Linked DNA regions of Homo sapiens: region 2 is linked to region 1. The links are chromatin loops, found by intact Hi-C in ENCODE. Cell type or tissue: PC-3. All regions are shown on one strand. Each heading gives the region's core, and the rest is flanking DNA. Links, peaks and the distances in the headings are about the cores only. Region 1 overlaps LOC105378250 (a long non-coding RNA gene). Region 2 overlaps LOC105378250 (a long non-coding RNA gene).

Evidence for each region. Peaks named below come from ENCODE experiments on the same cell type or tissue, not always from the same donor. Only the 100,000 strongest peaks of a DNase experiment are listed, where the experiment ranks them.
Region 2: a loop joins it to region 1, with 7 times the contacts of the local background. A loop is called at or near these places in 3 of 110 quality-filtered maps.

Annotation. Positions count from the first base shown.
Region 1 is chr12:53,769,047-53,771,962 of GRCh38, reverse strand. All of the region lies in intron 1 of LOC105378250 (a long non-coding RNA gene), which reads right to left. Among named protein-coding and RNA genes, the nearest start is that of CISTR, 19 kb to the right of the region's middle. In PC-3, for the core only: no CTCF peak of the experiment used is centred there; a DNase peak (open chromatin) is centred at 1,472; H3K27ac peaks cover 2,319 bases.
Region 2 is chr12:53,824,305-53,827,220 of GRCh38, reverse strand. The region is part of intron 1 of LOC105378250 (a long non-coding RNA gene); the gene reads right to left. Among named protein-coding and RNA genes, the nearest start is that of CISTR, 74 kb to the right of the region's middle. In PC-3, for the core only: no CTCF peak of the experiment used is centred there; a DNase peak (open chromatin) is centred at 1,610; H3K27ac peaks cover 2,500 bases.

The sequences.
Region 1 (2,916 bases), core at 292-2,791:
GATTCAAATGGGGGCTAGGAGAGGGAAGTATGGTCAAATCTGGGAACCTAAATGACTAATTTTTCTCAGTAAGCAAACAGGCCAGGTACTCTAGGATTCTGTGTGTTATTTTTCCTTCCATCTGAGGACCACCTTGTTCATCCCCCTGTCTCTACACAGTATGAACACCACCACCACTCGCCCTGGGTAAACAGAAACTCCGTGGCTTCCCTCAGGCCATAGTCCCTCCCTCATATTCCCTTCTCGGTGGTCTCATTAAAGAAGTCTTGGGTTACCCTTTTCAGCCCAAAGATTTATAATAAAAATGAAACTAGGATTTAGGAGAAGGCTGCTCTTCTCTCTCTCTTCAGGTAGAAAAATAATGGACCTACATGGCAGTGAAAGTTTTAGGTCATTCATTCATTCATTCAATAAGTATTAAGCACCTACTATATGCCAGTCGCTGTGCTTGGTGCTAAGAACACAACAGGCAGGGGAAAGACATGTTCCCTGTCTACGTGGCACTGTCTTTAAAAATGTTCTTATCTAATCCAAAAGTGCCAGAAACGCCTAATCTGAATCTAATGATGAAAATAATCCGTCAAATTTAGACCCAGTGACTTTCTACAAAACAACTGACCAGTACTCTTCAAAACTGTGAATGCTATGAACAACAGGCTAAGGAATGATTCCAGATTAAAGGAGAATAAAGAGGCATGATAACAAAATACAGTGCATAAACTTCAATTGGATCAGGGCTAGGGAGAAACATTTCACTATAAAACAAATTATTCAGCTAGCGCAGTGGCTCACACCTGTAATCCTAGCACTTTGTGAGGCCAAGGAGGGCAGATCACTTGAGCCCAGGAGTCTGAGACCAGCCTAGGCAAGATGGTGAAACCCTGCCTCTATAAAAAAAAAAAAAAAATTAGTCTGGCATGGTGGCATGTGCCAGTAGTCCCAGTTGCTTGGGAGGCTGAGGCAGGAGGTTCACCAGAGCCCAGGAGGTAGAGGCTGCAGTGAGCTGTGATCATGCCACTTGCACTCCAGCCTGGGCAATAGAGTGACACCCTGTCTCAAAAAAAAATCAGTGGACAATTAGCAAAATTTGAATAGGCACTGCTTTACATATGTGTGTATATATACACACATATATATATATGAGAGAGAAGGGGAGAGCACACAAATGTGGCAAAATATTAGCAATTTGTCAATCTTGGTGAAAAATGAATGGGTATTAATTACACTATTTTACAACTTTTCTGTAGGTTAATATTTTTCAAATTAAAAGGTTGGGAGGAAAACAAGAATATTCCAACAGTAAAGGTTATGGATTTTTCTTCTCTGAATAATCTTATAAACAAACTTGCCATCATTTTTTTATTGGAAGGAAATCCTATCCAGATGATCTAGCCCTGAATCAAGAACTCTAGATCAGAGAGGTGGGTGGGAAGATAGAACTCCTTTGTCTCTGATTTACAACCAAAATTGTCAGCAAGTAAAAATGCCTGGAATGAAACCACAACCTTGACTCATGTTAGTATGGTTATAAAAAGTACATACTGTTATTGCCATTTTGTGGGACTAACACAAATTAATAAATCAGAGCTCTAGGCTTGAATGCTAAGAAGCATTGGGGAAGATGTGCAGAGGCTGGAGACAGAGCAAAATATCTGTCAAATGGCATGCCAGGGATAGAATTATGTGCAAGAATTAGAGTTACGTGGAAAGAGGGGTGAAAGGAACCAGAATGTGTTGAGCTGCAAGCAAGGTTCATATGCTATTTCATTTAACCCCTATTTACTCCATGACAGAAGTATTATTCTTTGATCTTGAAGATGAAGAGAGGTTAAATAACTTTTTCAAGATCATATAGCCAGTAAAAAGAAGAGTTAGAATTTGAACATGGTTCTTCATGAAGTCAAAGCCCATGTTCTTCCTACTGTGGCACCCAGTCTCCACAAAGAACAAGGAGTCTAAGGGCATGGCTATTAAAAGAGGATTTGAACCAGTTCTTACCCTTATGCCCAGGTCATCCCCTGCCAATGTCTTCTCTTTCCTCCCACATAGACACTGATAGGCCAGAGCTGGAAGCAGAGAAATCATTAAATCTGAAAGTTCCATCTTAACCATTTCCTGCTAAAATTCTAATCCAATCAGGTGCCAAAATTCTCCAGACAATCTTTTTAGATGCCAAGAAAGGAGATTCCAAAGCATCCCTGTAACTATTCCAATAGTTCATAGACACAATTTTACATCTAATTATAATTCCTACTCCCACAACTTTAACCCATTGGCTTTTGCTTGATTTTTAGTGGAAAATACAGGATAAAAGATCTCTAGATGCCAAACATAAGTAACCCCTCTGAGACTTCTTCCATCACACTGTTCTTTCATCATATTCCAAATCTTGTCTACTCACTACCTCATTCTTGAGAGGAAAAAAACCATCTTCAGTGCAGGTTAGGAAGTGCTAGAGAAGGAAATGAAAGCTTGATTTTCACTGGCCAAAGGAAAATGGGGTGGTGGGAAGGGAAGCGGGTATTTTTTTTTTATGGTAGCCCAATGGCAGGAAAATGGTTGCAATTTCCCTGACAATCTACATACCTCCAGATTTGGCCTTCCCAAACCTCAGCAGTCACCTAAGGATTCCAGATGCTACCAGCACACACCGTTAGGAAACATCTGTCACGAAGAACAGCCCCAACTGGGACAAAGGAGAGTAGGAAGGCAGACGGTGCCAGTTTAATGAGGATGGTTTAACAAAACATCTTTTAAGCTTTCTAATTCACTTGGCCATTTGCTCCCCAGACTTGGCTGCCAATCAGAAGCAGACTGTGGGGGGATGCTTGCCAGAGAATGGCAATCCCTGATCCTTAACTCAGGAGAACCCAGTACCAGAAAAATGTCAGCTTGTCAGTCATTCTAAAATATGAT
Region 2 (2,916 bases), core at 188-2,687, 55 kb before region 1:
CAATGCTCCTCTTCCAAGCAGCCTTCTCAGATCTTTCCCTTAAGACATTCAGCTGCATATGGAACAACCATATTTTCTTTCCACAAATATCTTTCCTTTCTTGTAAAATGCATTTACTCCAGCTCTCTTTAGTCACAGATTGGTTTAAAGCTTTATTGTATTATTTGTATATCCTTTACTGGTATGTCAAGATATCCACCTAAGATTTTGTTTCTGGTTCTTAGGAGATTGGGCCTACCTGTGGATGCCTTTGTACAGAACTAGAAGAGGACTGAAGGATAATTTAATTCAGCCTTCTCATTTTCCAGGTAAAGAAATGGAGGTCCATAGAGGAGAAGTGATTTTTCCAGAGTCACAAAACTGAGTGTCAAAGAGGGATGCAAGTTCAGGTTCCTGTCTCTTAATTCAATATTCCTGCTACTACATCAGCATTTCTCAAACTGAATTTAATGGAATGCTAATGTCCCAAGAACGAATAAGAGGTTTTCCTTTAAAAGTGGCTTCCATGGTCTAATAATTTGGAAAATATTGCAAATGATGTCTCCCTCTTGAGATTTCAAATGAATATTAATATGTTAAAGGTTCTGAGAAGCCCTGCTGCTTAAGATTTTAATTTTGTCTCATTCACTGTCTCCTAAAATGACCTGATTCAATGCTTTTTCAAGAAACCCTTATTAACATTAGGTGAAACCTCAGTGCTTTGAGGATTACACAGTTTAGGAAACAGCACTCCCTTAAACACAACAAGGAGGAGGGGCTGAGTTGGGTTCCTTCTTTTTAAAAATCATTGAGAAGGAATAAGCTGAGCACACATACACGCGCAAGAGGCTGCCTCCTCTTCTGTGAGGGAAAATGGGGAGCAGGGCTTGATGAAATCCCAAGAGTAAAAATGATCCACCAAAGGCTTAATGAAAGGAGATGGTTTGGGTTCAGAACTAAGTTCTTCCAATGGTGGTAAGGGAGAGAAAATGTATTGTTATTCTTACAAGATGTCTGGAAAAGGGTACTTCAAACCTTTTAGTTAAAAGATGGAAGCATTGGGCTGGGCGCAATGGCTCACACCTGTATTCCCAGCACTTTGGGAGGCCAAGGGGGGCAATCACCTGAGGTCAGGAGTTCAAGACCAGCCTGGCCAACATGGCAAAACCCCGTCTCTACTAAAAACAAAAATTAACCAGGCATGGTGGCGCACACCTGTAGTCCCACCTATTTGGGAGGCTGAGGCAGGAGAATCACTGGAACCCAGGAGGTGGAGGTTACAGTGAGCCGAGATCGCACCATTGCACTCCAGCCTGGTTGACAGAGCGAGACTCTGTCTCAAATAAATAAATAAATAAATAAGTAAATAAATAAATAAAGATGGAAGCATCAGCATTCTCCATAGCAAAAATCAGTAAGCTCCCATCCTAAGAGAGGAGAGCCTCACATATAGCAGGTGTTCAATAAATATTTGTCAAATGAATGAATCAGTGAAGCAAGCTGATTTGCCTCAAGCAATGGAGAGGGCCCAAGTCAAATGAATTGGAAGTCACTGCTAGTCTTCTGCACCTCCAGGGAGGGTTAACGTTCTATGGGAAGAAAGAGTAGGAATATATGACCAGAGAGCCCTAACCTTTGGCTCTCTAATTTTCCACAGGGCCTGAGGGATTTTTCTGGCAAACCCCAGCAATGGACCTGAGTATAGTTGGTGGAGGGAATGAGTCAGGTTGAGCTGTTTGTTTGTTCTCCAGGGCAGGGTCATGCAAGAGTCAATAAACACACTGGAGCCTCTTTGACTGGAGCTTGGAGCAAGAGATCGGCTTGTTTGTTCTAGAGAATTTGAACTTGGGTCAAAATGGCTCTCAAGGCCTCCCTTCCCCGAGGTAGAGGCCTCCAGGCAGCAACTGAGGTTATCCATTGGGCAGCCAGGTGCTCTACCTAACAATGCATTACACATAGGAAGGTCCCTCCACCAAGCTAGTTTTTTATTTTATAACCTGCAGTGGACACACCAATCTGCCACCTACTAGTTATGGGATGTCTTATTATTTAATACAGGCCACAAAATTGGTAATAGCATCAAGATCAGGCAAGGGCATAACCAAGTTGGTTCATAGGGTTACAGAATCCCAGGACTGGAAATAACCATAAGAAGGAATTTCAAATAGGTGCCAACTGCCTCTAAATGGGATCAGCATTCCCACTACCCCTAAGTTGACAGTCTTCTTTTCTTTCCTGAAATGCAGAGGTCATTTGAACTTTCTCAGACTATCCCAGGTCTAGCTCTAGTCAGGCAGCAGTATAAGCTCCCCGTGTGTGTTCTGAGGGGCCTTCCCCTTAAGAAGTTCCTCATCTAAGTAAATTGACAGAACACAAATATCTAAAAAATGACTTCAGAGGCCGGGCACAGTGGCTCACACCTGTAATCCCAGCACTTTCAGCGGCCAAGACAGGCGGATCACCTGAGGTGGGGAATTCTAGACCAGCCTGAACAACATGGAGAAACCTCGTCTCTACTAAAAATACAAAATTAGCCGGGCATGGTGGTGCATGCCTGTAATCCCAGCTACTCAGGAGACTGAGGCAGGAGAATTGCTTGAACCTGGGAGGAGGAGGTTGCGGTGAGCCGAGATTGCACCATTGCACTCCAGCCTGGGCAACAAGAGTGAAACTCTGTCTCAAAAAAAAAAAAAAAAGACTTCAAAATGCTTATTAAGCAATAAAGCAGCAGCAAGTATAAACCAACAATGGGGCTGAAAAGATGCAGAGTCAAGAAATATTCCAAGTAAGAAGGGGTTATTTTGGGAAGGTTTCCTGCAAGAGGGAGTGTGGAATTGGGTTGGAGAGGAAGCAAGGAGCAGAAGGGAGAGAAAAGTAAAGGCAATCCAGCCTGAGGAGGGGGAGTGCTTACAGGAGGTTTCAGAGGCAGAAAACGTG